2 separate regions of the Homo sapiens genome follow, and region 2 is linked to region 1. The links are chromatin loops, found by intact Hi-C in ENCODE. Cell type or tissue: natural killer cell. All regions are shown on one strand. Each heading gives the region's core, and the rest is flanking DNA. Links, peaks and the distances in the headings are about the cores only.

The links. A loop is a pair of places that touch in the nucleus more often than their neighbours do. Peaks named below come from ENCODE experiments on the same cell type or tissue, not always from the same donor. Only the 100,000 strongest peaks of a DNase experiment are listed, where the experiment ranks them.
Region 2: a loop joins it to region 1, with 4 times the contacts of the local background. A loop is called at or near these places in 1 of 110 quality-filtered maps.

What each region holds. Positions count from the first base shown.
Region 1 is chr4:140,068,951-140,074,327 of GRCh38, forward strand. All of the region lies in intron 1 of MAML3 (mastermind like transcriptional coactivator 3), which reads right to left. Among named protein-coding and RNA genes, the nearest start is that of MAML3-AS1, 56 kb to the right of the region's middle. In natural killer cell, for the core only: no CTCF peak of the experiment used is centred there; DNase peaks (open chromatin) are centred at 1,631 and 3,081; H3K27ac peaks cover 853 bases.
Region 2 is chr4:139,948,550-139,953,926 of GRCh38, forward strand. The region is part of intron 1 of MAML3 (mastermind like transcriptional coactivator 3); the gene reads right to left. Among named protein-coding and RNA genes, the nearest start is that of MAML3-AS1, 180 kb to the right of the region's middle. In natural killer cell, for the core only: no CTCF peak of the experiment used is centred there; a DNase peak (open chromatin) is centred at 2,142; H3K27ac peaks cover 855 bases; H3K27me3 peaks cover 268 bases.

The DNA.
Region 1 (5,377 bases), core at 198-5,197:
GAGTTGCTGACGAATTTTATAATTTGACAGGTCAAACTTTCTGAACTTCTCATTCCTCCCTTCTTTATATTCTGAAAAAGGTGAAAAAGAACAATGGAAATACCACAAGATGGGTAGCTTTTAGAAAAATCAGGTTTTCTAAGTAGCTTGAATAACCACATAATCAATATGTGATTCTATCAGCTTCGACTTTACATGGGAAAAAAATTTCACCTTGATTATTGCAACTTCAAAACATTTCTGTCCCATAGTAGAAGGGGAAATGTGGAGTCTTTTGACTTGGTTGCACTATGCAGGGGCTGGCTTTTTCTCTAGTAGTCAAGATTGCGCCACTGCATTCCAGCCAGGGTGACACAGCAAGACTCTGTCCAAGAAGAAGGAGAAGGAGAAGGAGAAGGAGAAGGAGAAGGAGAAGAAGAAGAAGAAGAAGAAGAAGGAGGAGGAGGAGGAGGAGGAGGAGGAGGAGGAGGGGAAGGAGGAGAAGGAGGAGAAGGAGGAGAAGGAGGAGAAGGAGAAGGAGAAAGGAAGAAGAAGGAGGAGGAGGAGGGGAGGAGGAGGAGAAGGAGGAGAAGGAGAAGGAGAAAGGAAGAAGAAGGAGGAGGAGGAGGGGAGGAGGAGGAGGGGAGGAGGAGGAGGAGGAAGAGGAGGAGGAAGAAGAAGAAGAAGAAAAAGAAAGAAGAAAGAAGAAGAAGAAGGAGGAGGAGAAGGAGAAGGAGAAAGAAAGAAAGAAAAAGAAAGAAAGAAGAAGAAGAAGGAGGAAGAAAGAAGAAAGAAGAAGGAGCCGGGATGCATTTAGTAGCAGAAGGACTACAGAATAGAATACATAGTAAAATCATACCATGGAGAAAGATCGAACTGGAGTCCTTAAAAAAAAAAAAATCTAGGCTGGGCATGGTGGCTCACGCCTGTAATCCCAGCGCTTTGGGAGGCCGAGGCTGGCGGATTACCTGAGGTCAGGAGTCCCAGACCAGCCTGACCAAAATGGTGAAACCCTGTCTCTACTAAAAATACAAAAATTAGCTAGGTGTGGTGGTGCACACCTGTAATCCCAGCTACTCAGGAGGCTGAGGTAGGAGATTTGCTTGAACCCGGGAGGCACAAGTCGCAGTGAGCCAAGATCACACCACTGCACTCCAGGCTTGGAGACAGAGCGAGACTCCATCTCAAATAAATAAATAAATAAATAAATAAATAAAAATCTAAAAAAGAGCCAGACTCTAAGTTTTGTGAGGACAAGGACACTGTCTTGGTCACCACTGCATTTCTGATTCCAGCTTCAATATTTCCCACTTAGCAAGTGCTTCAGAAATACTTGTTGAATGAGTAGCATACATTCATGTTAAAATAAATGGTTGGGAAAAAATCTCTTCATATTTTAGCCCAAGTACTTTGGTTTTGAGGCCTACAGACAATCTCATTTTAATCTTTAGTAAGCCTGTTTTGCCATCATTAAAATGCTTCTCTTTGAAGGTGAGCTTACTTTTTCAGTTCACTGATGAAGATATTCAGAATAAAGTAGAACACACTCTAGAAGAACAAAAAGAGAAAAGCTTCAAAACTGAAAGCAGAACCCACAAAGAAAAGGCAGACAAACTGCCTTGTAGCATCTCTACAACTGACACCCAAGAACCGAAATGAAACTGAATTTGTTCAGCAAAGCCCAAGTCAGAATCATAAAAACTCCTCGAAATACTACAAATGGCACCTATGTGACAATGAACAGTTTTAAAGCCTCAACACTCAGTGGACAAATGCCTTCAGATGAGCCACTTCAGAAGGTAGGACTCCTACCTAAGGCAACTTCTTCATACTTTAGCTTATTATCTTTATTCGAACTTGATTGAGACTTGCACACACACAAATGACTTTTCCCCTCTCCCTTTGGTTAAGATAGTCATCCATTAAACATCATTAGGAAGTAGAAAGGCCCCTTCCCTCTCCAGAGGGGAACCTCCTCTGTGCTAATAACCACACAGCTAGGTCTGGCCTTGCAGCCACCTTGCAATGTGGCGCTGGGGTCTTCGTGGGCACTGCCAAACTTCCCACAGCAGATAATAATGTGCCACCTAAGGAGGAAGGCAGCATTTTTCTGCCCTGAACTCCAGCTTCCAGGATCACTCGCCTAGGTCTCATCTTCTGAAGCCTCCTTTGTCTATCGGATGCATACTGTGCACCTTGTCATTGTTGGGAGGACAAAAACAACTGGCGTTTCTCACAAGCTGTCTGAAAGAGCTGCTGCAGACGACCCATGTGTGCACAGACTCCGCACACACTCTCTCTCTTTCTCTCCCTCTCTTCCCCTCAGGAACACCATCTGAGAGAGCTGCATGGCTGCCCAGAACTTGTCCCATCCAGCTGACTCCACCAGCCTTTTCCTTCTTTAGCAAGGAAATGGATCTCCAGAAGACACATTCCTGCAGCTCCATGAAACCATCCAGGCACAGATACTTGCCCAGCTTTTTAATTTTACAGCTTTTACACTGAGGTGACACCCCTGTCCCCAGCCCTGCTATCGTGGACATTCCCATTAACCCTGTTAGTTTTAAATGTTAAAAACAGAGAACTCAAGACATCTACTTTTTTAATGTCAAGAAATGCAAAGTGGCCTATGATAATAAACATAAACACATACATAATAGCCCAGGACTTAAAAACAAATCCCTTCATTTCTTAGACCCACAGCCACATAGATCTCACAGTTTAAAAAAAAAAAAAAATCCACAGTGAAACGTATCAGCGTACATTCTCTTTCAGATCCAATACACAGAAAATCTTTACACTTATAATTTTACAGGGACCAGGATTAGAGAGAGAGAGAGAGAGAGAGAGAGAGAGAGAAGGCACGCATCTGCTTTATGTTCTCAGTGACCAGCTGAACAGATGGTCAAGAATATTGTTAGTTAAGAAAGCTCTCATTCATGATCAGAAAGTCCCTTGGGCAGGCTGGTGTGGGGTGCAAGAATGTCCTAGAATGTAATATTTGAAGAATGTGTTCATGTCTGAGATATGAACCCATGTGGTGGACGTGGGGGAGGAAGGGGGAGAACAGACAGCCTGTTGTGATCCAAAAAGCAACCACAAGTACCTCAACATTGGTTTGTCACCCAGACACTTCCGGCTTTCATTCCACCCACTCCCTCAACAGTATTAAAAGTGAAGAAAACCATTGATAGGTCTCAGTAGCTGCCATAATCCTTCCTTCTCTAGACATGAGTGCAGTCAGCCCTCCGTATTCATGGATTCTGCATCTGTGGATTCAACCAACAGATATTCCAAATATTTTCCAAATATTTGAAGGAAAAAATTATGACTGTACTGAACATGTACAGACTTTTTTCTTGTCATTATTCTCTCAACAATACAGTGTAACAACCATTCACATAGCATTTACATTGTGTTAGGTATTATAAGAAATCAAGGGATAACTTAAAGTATACAGGCCAGGCGTGGTGGCTCATGCCTGTAATCCCAGCACTTTGGGAGGCCAAGGTGGGCGGATCACCTGAGGTCAGGAGTTCAAGACCACCCTGACCAACATAAAGAAACCTCGTCTCTACTAAAAATTCAAAATTAGCCAGGCATGGTGGCGCGTGCCTGTAATCCCAGCTACTTGGGAGGCTGAGGCAGGAGAATCGCTTGAACCTGGGAGGCAGAGATTGTGGTGAGCCAATATCGTGCCATTGCACTCCAACCTGGGCAACAAGAGCAAAACTCCGTCTCAAAAAAAAAAAAAAAAAGTATACAGGAGGACGTCCGTAAGTTATATGCAAATACAACACCATTGTATATCAGGGACTTTAGCATCCCTGGATTTGGGTGTCTGTCAGGGGGTCCTGTAGCCATCCCCCATGGACACCAAGGGACAGCTGTACCTCACCAGTAGAAAAATATAAAAGGGAGGTAGAAGAGGATACGCTGCATGAAGTTGCCACTTCTTTGTCACTTCTTCTGGGCTAACACAGAAGATGTAAAAAGAAACAGGGGGTCCTATGTGTTCATCCCAATATGAGCATTTCCTGGGTGAAATTTCTCTAAATTTAAGTCGCCTCTCAACCTGACCAACAGAAAGTGTGTTTGTCTAGGGAGGGAGGAGGATGGCTGGTCATGAGCACTATAAAATCTATGGGAGAACTGGAAATCAACAAATCTGCAACCATCTGGCTTTCCATACCAATTTATATCCATGTTTTCTTTTTTTTTTTTTTGAGATACAGTCTCTCTCTGTCACCCAGGCTGGAGCGCAGTGGCAAGATCTTGGTTCACTGCAACCTCCACCTCCTGGGTTCAAGCAATTCTCGTGCCTCAACCTCCCAAGTAGCTGGGATTATAGGCGCCTGCCACCATGCCCGGCTAATTTTTGTATTTTTAGTAGAGACAGGGTTTCACCATGTCGGCCAGGCTGGTCTCAAACTCCTGACCTCAAGTGATCCACCCACGTAGGTCTCCCAAAGTGCTGGGATTACAGGCGTGAACCACCTCGCCCAACCCTTCACTTTTTCAACAAAATTTCTTATAGACTTCCATCAGAGAGACTCTGGTACTATAGATGAGTTCCCTGGTGTTTTGATCTTTCTCCCACCCTGCAGTGAGCACCTACTTCCTGGCTGTGAGGTATTGTGCCAGGCACCCACAGTATACAAGAGACATGAGATATGGGGATATCCATACCCTCCGCCTGCCATTTTGGGGACAGGGGGTGTATGTGAGTCAAGCAACATTCACAGCTTCTAAAGCTAGAAAAAATAGTCTTCAAAATAATCCATATGTTGCTTTTTGCAACTCATTTTAGTGCCTTGATTGGAAAGTTCTGAGGAGGATATTAATGAGAAACTGGGGTCACCAAAATCAAACAGGAGGCCTGGTTTGGAGCAGGGAGCAAAGTAATCAGAAAGAGGACACGTGGCCAGGTGTGGTGGCTCATACCTGTAATCCCAGCACTTTGGGAGGCCGAGGCGGGCAGATCACGAGGTCAAGAGATCAAGACCATCCTGGCCAACATGGTGACACCCCATCTCTACTAAAAATACAAAAATTAACCGGGCATGGTGGCGCTCACCTGTAGTCCCATCTACTCGGGAGGCTGAGGCAGGACAATAGCTTAAACACGGGAGGTGGAGGTTGCTATGAGCCAAGATTGTGCCACTGCACTCCAGCCTGGCGAGAGAGTGAGACTTCGAAAAAGAAAGAAAAAGAAAGAAAGAAAGAGAGAGAGAAAGGAAAGAAAGAAAGAGAGAGAGAGAGAAAGAAAGAGAAAGAAAGAAAGAAAGAAAGAAAGAAAGAAAGAAAGAAAGAAAGAAAGAAAGAAAGAAAGAGGACATGTGTACTATGAGGGAGAGGGTCATTATTCATCCCCAGCTATTCCCCAGCTTCTTCCTTC
Region 2 (5,377 bases), core at 241-5,240, 120 kb before region 1:
TCTTGGTTTCAATTCATGTAAGAGGATTATGAACCGAATTCCCTAAAGGATGACACTAGAAATGGTCTCAAACATGGACTGAATTATAGCAAAGCTCCAAAGTGTAATCTATTTCTAAAAACTTGTCTTCAATCATCTCAACCCTTTTCTCATACTTTATCTCTATCTCTTCATATTATCCATCAGTAATTGTTAAAATAGCAAACACTTACATGACACTATGTATGGACACGTATATTAATACAATTAAACCTCACAAGATCCCTGTAAGGTAGAAACTATCATCCCCATTGTACGTGTGAGAAAACCGAGGCACAGGTAAGAGAGGTAATACACTAGTAGTGCCAGAGTTGGGATGTGAACACAGGCAGTCTCACTCCAGGGGTAAGCTCTTCCCTATGGCCATGCAGCCTCTACGCCTTATTGACATGCTTCTAAAATACAAAAGTGGTAGTAGAAATTTTTTTTTTCTTTTTTTGTTTTTTGAGACAGAGTCTTGCTCTGTTGCCAGGCTGGAGTGCAGTGGCGCGATCTCGGCTCACTGCAACCTCCGCCTCCTGGGTTCAAGAAATTCCCCTGCCTCAGCCTCCCTAGTAGCTGGGACTACAGGCACGCGGCACGACACCCAGCTAATTTTTTTGTATTTTCCTAGAGATGGGGTTTCACCATGTTGTCCAGGATGGTCTTGGTATCTTGACCTCGTGATCCGCCTGCCTTGGCCTCCCAAAGTGCTGGGATTACAGGCGTGAGCCACCACACCCGGCCAGTAGTAGAAATTAATTAGTCTCAGACTCTTATCATAAGATAGAAGCGGTATCAGGAATTGAACTCCCACTCTTTCAGTGCTCTGTGATAGCCCATGTACTATTCTTCTGACACCAAGATAAAAAAGACTATTTCCAATGAATGCCCATTAGATCAGAGATTATGCCACGTACAATCTGTCACAAAAAACCAGGAAGCATGTCACTGAAACAGTCTGGCTTGTAACATAACTTTTATTCTAAAGAAATACCCATCATTTGATACTATGGAAATCTGAATATTATGTTGTACTTTTAATTTACAAACACAAATTTAATTGACATGAAATTTATCAAGATATGAAACCTAAAAATATCAATGTTGTCTTAAATTCCTTTTGACAAGATTGTTAACTGCTTGACATTTTCATGCCTTTACTTTCCTTGAATTCCTCATGTGATGGTTCATTTTAGTTGTTAACTTGACTGGGCTATGATGTCCAGTTGTTTGGTCAAATACCAATATAGATGTTGCTAGGAAGGCTAGTTTTAGATGTGATTAACGTTGAAATTAGTAGACTCTGGGTAAAGCAGATTACTCTCTATAATGTAGGTGGGCCTCATCCAGTGAGTTGAACACCTGAAGAGCAAAGACAGGTTTCCCAAAGAAGCAGCATTCTGCCTTCGGACTGCAACACAGAAAACCTGCCTATGCTTCCAGCCTGCAGATTTTGGACTCAAGACTGCAATATTAACGATTTTTTTTTGGAGACAGTCTTGATCTGTTGCCCAGGCTGGAGTGCAGTGGTGTGATCTCAGCTCACTGCAACCTCCGCCTCCCAGGTTCAAGCAATTCTCCTGCCTCAGCTTCCTGAGTAGCTGGGATTACAGATGCACACCACCATGCCCGGCTAATTTTTTGTATTTTTAGTAGAGACGGGGTTTCACCATGCTGGCCAGGCTGGTCTCAAACTCCTGACCTCGTGATCTGCCTGCCTTGGTCTCCCAAAGTGCTGGGATTACAGGCATGAGCCACCATGCCTGGCCAATATTAACTCTTAACTTGAATTTCTAGCCTGGTAGTCTGGTCTACAGATTTTGGACTTGCCAGCCCCCACAGTCAAATAAGCCAGTTCTTTAAAATGAATTCTCTCTTTATCCTCTATTTGTTCTGTCTCTAGAGGACTCTGATTAATACAACCAGCACCTCCCTCCTATCACCTTTTTCACAGGAGACCCTCAGTAGAGAGTCCTGTAGATCAAGCCTCCATCCTGATTGCCCATTGTAGTTCTTATAAGAAAAGATAAAGTTGGCCACTTTCCATTACAGCACACAAACTAGCAACCTTTCTGGAACTGGGTAACACATTCTCCCGGGTTTGACTGTGGTAGATTCTAAACCACACGCCTTCTGTGAATAGTTGTGGTTTGACAAGCTACAAAGACATACAGCCTGGTCTGTGTAAGTCCCCAAGTAGGGGCCCCAGAGACTTGCGGCCACCCTGCTAAGAGTCCTCCAGCCAAGCTCTGCCCAAGGGAACAGCACCACCCACACCATCAAAGCTTTGCCTGCAGCTCTGGGCCAGCCTGAAGGGCTTGAAGAGGCCATCGGGTTACTAAATGGCATTTTGGTCACCTTTTCTTTCCTCCCAAGATCGTGAAGAACAACCTCATTGCCCTAATGACTCCCAACTTCTGTCTGCACGTGGGTTTGATTGTTACAATCACATTTTGCTTACTGCCAATCTCCCATTTCAGCTGTTCAAATTCTAGGAAACCAATATTTATTTCCTTAACAAAAGATCTCAACAAGCCAAGCCTCCTTCTCTCTCTCCCTCCCTCTTTCTTTCTCCCCATCCTACCCAAACCACAAAGCCCTGTTCTTTGTAAAGGGCCTGTGCTGGGAGCTAGAAATGTGTCACACCAAGAACATCCACCATTGCCCAAAGCTGTTTTCCTTGTGGCTTCTTCAGTAGCAGCCACGCTGCCTTCAGTGTTGACAGTCAGCAATTTTGAATGTGCTGACATGGAGAACAGTGACCACAGAGTCAATGCACACCAGCAAGGAAGAGAAAACAAATGCGGAAATGGAAAGGTGATGCTGGGCCTCTGTCTTTCCCTGCTTCTGGAGGCCCACCAGTGAGGTCACAGGTTGGCCTGTGGAGGCCTGGAGGGCAGGGAGCACAGGCAGCCTCACCTCTTTCTGCTGTTTCCCTGCCATCACAACTTGGTCCCCGCATTTCTATTTTGGGGGCTGACGCATGCAGAGCTGTGGAGGAGGGAGCCATTCCCTCTACCACCTTAGGTCCCTCTCCTTGCAGCTGGCTCCTACCAAGAGGAGAGAGGAAAGGGTCAGCTGTGGCTTCTCGGCAGCTCTGTGAACTGCTCTCTCCAACACTGAACTCAACAAATGTTCTTTACATTGCTAATTTGTTTTTGTTCTTTTTTTTTTTTTGTCTCCAGTAGCAGGAAAGTTTGGTAAGCAAAAAAAGATCCCAGAAAATTTCTGGGTAGCAAGTCTAGTATTAAGGGGGGCCAAGGGGTGAAGAAGGATGGAGCCATTAAATTAAAGCTTACGAAGGGCTATTAGGCTGCGTGCAGTGGCTCACACCTGTAATCCTAACACTTTGGGAGGCTGAAGCGGGCAGATCACTTGAGGTCAGGAGTTTGAGACCAGCCTGGCCGCCATGGTGAAACCCTGTCTCTACTAAAAATACAAAAAATTAGCCGTGTGTAGCGGCGGGTGCCTGTGATCCCAGCTACTTCAGAGGCTGAGGCAGGAGAATCGCTTGAACCCAGGAGGCAGAGGCTGCAGTGAGCCGAGATCGTGCCATTGCACTCCAGCCTAAGGGACAAAAGCGAAACTCCATCTCAAAAGACAAACAAACAAAAAGAAGGGCCATTATAATATCACTATAATGCTTTATAGGCAGACTGTGAGTTGGGGATTCTGGAATCCCTCTTTTCTTGGCTCTATCTGGGTTAGATAATAGGGAAGTTATTTAGTTCGAGGTGGTTCAATGTATGAAGTGATCAGGTAGGCAGGGGGTCTCTCTGTCCAGAGATATGCAGTGGGGCAGTTCTGGGACCTGGGGTTACACATGAGCAGGGACAAAAGCTGAACTTAATGTTTGGCCTCCTGCGTAAAATAGTGCTTCTCAAACTCTGCAGTTTATAGACCACACCTGGGGTGTAAAAATCCCTACCAACCTCGGACTGTCCTCACATGTGCCAAGAGGAAAACAAAATCCCATCCACTGCAGTTAAAAAAAAACAAAACCAAGTACATTTGGGGGGAATAAAAATTGCAGCAGAAATGGCTAGTGGCCCACCAAAGATGTCTGCACCCTTTCAGCTGTGTAAATTTGATGCTGGTGAGTGGCTGCCCAGCCAAGGACTGCATTTCCCACCTCCTCTTGCTCTAGAAGGGGATATATGACTTAGTTCTTGACAAAAGACTGTGGACAGAAATGATGTGTGCCATTTCTAGGCTTGGCCCATAAAAACCTGGCTTGGCACATTAAAGTCAGGACTCCCCCAAATCCCCTAGGCTATCTCTTTTCTCACCAACCAGCTGGAAGCAAAAGATTCCAAGATCCGTGGAGGAGCTACAAGGTGGAAGGAGCTCGCTGCCTGTCCAAAAAATGCCTGGATTTGGACTGTTGGATGACAGAGAAAAAAACTCATATTTGAGGTCACTGGGGATTTCAGGGTTTCTCTATCACAAAAGTTATTTTAACTGCACAAAATCACTAAGTGATGTCAGAGGGAAATTATTAATTAGGCACAATGACATAGATGTTAAACGTGGTATGCTATTATTTGGGTTTTTAAAAAAGAATGTGCCTACATATACACTTCTATATGCTTGAGACGTCTCTGGAAGAAAACGCTAGAAAATAGTAACAGTGGGTGCCTTTGGGGAAGGAAACTAGGAGACAGGAAGAAAGGGGTAGAAAAGAGATTTATCTCTCACCGTATTTTGTTTTTAGCCTTTTGAATTTGTATCGTAGGCATATGTTAACCGCTCAAAAGTTACATTTAATGAAACAACTTTGTGCGGTGGCTCATGCCTATAATCCTAACAATTTGAGAGGCTGAGGCGGGTGGATCACTTGAGGTCAGGAGTTTCAGACCAGACTGGCCAACATGGTGAAACTCCATCTCTACTAAAAATACAAAAATTAGCACGGCATGGTGGCAGGTGCCTGTAATCCCAGCTACTCAGGAGGCTGAGGCAGGAGAATTGCTGAACCTGGGAGGCTACAGTGAGCTGAGATGGCGCCAATGTACTCCAGCCTGGGTGATAGAGCGAGACTCCGTCTCATAAAAAAGAAAACAAAACACAAGTTCTAAAAGAATCCAGTTTTTAGATCAGCAGGAGAATGCTTATGCACACTACTACTAGTCCCCAGGGCCTTTTTCGAAACCAGTGGTACAAAGTGTTGACATTTAAAAATACATAAAAGTGTACTTTCTTTGAAAACTCAAGGGAGGGGTAGCAGTAGCTGCTATTCCTATACTGCATCTGAATTCTTGGGGTTAACTTTCTCATGCTCTTAGAGACTCTCCTTTCATTCCAACGGCGACAGGAGGCTGATAGCAGAGAGGAGTCAGGGGTTGCTTCTTCTATT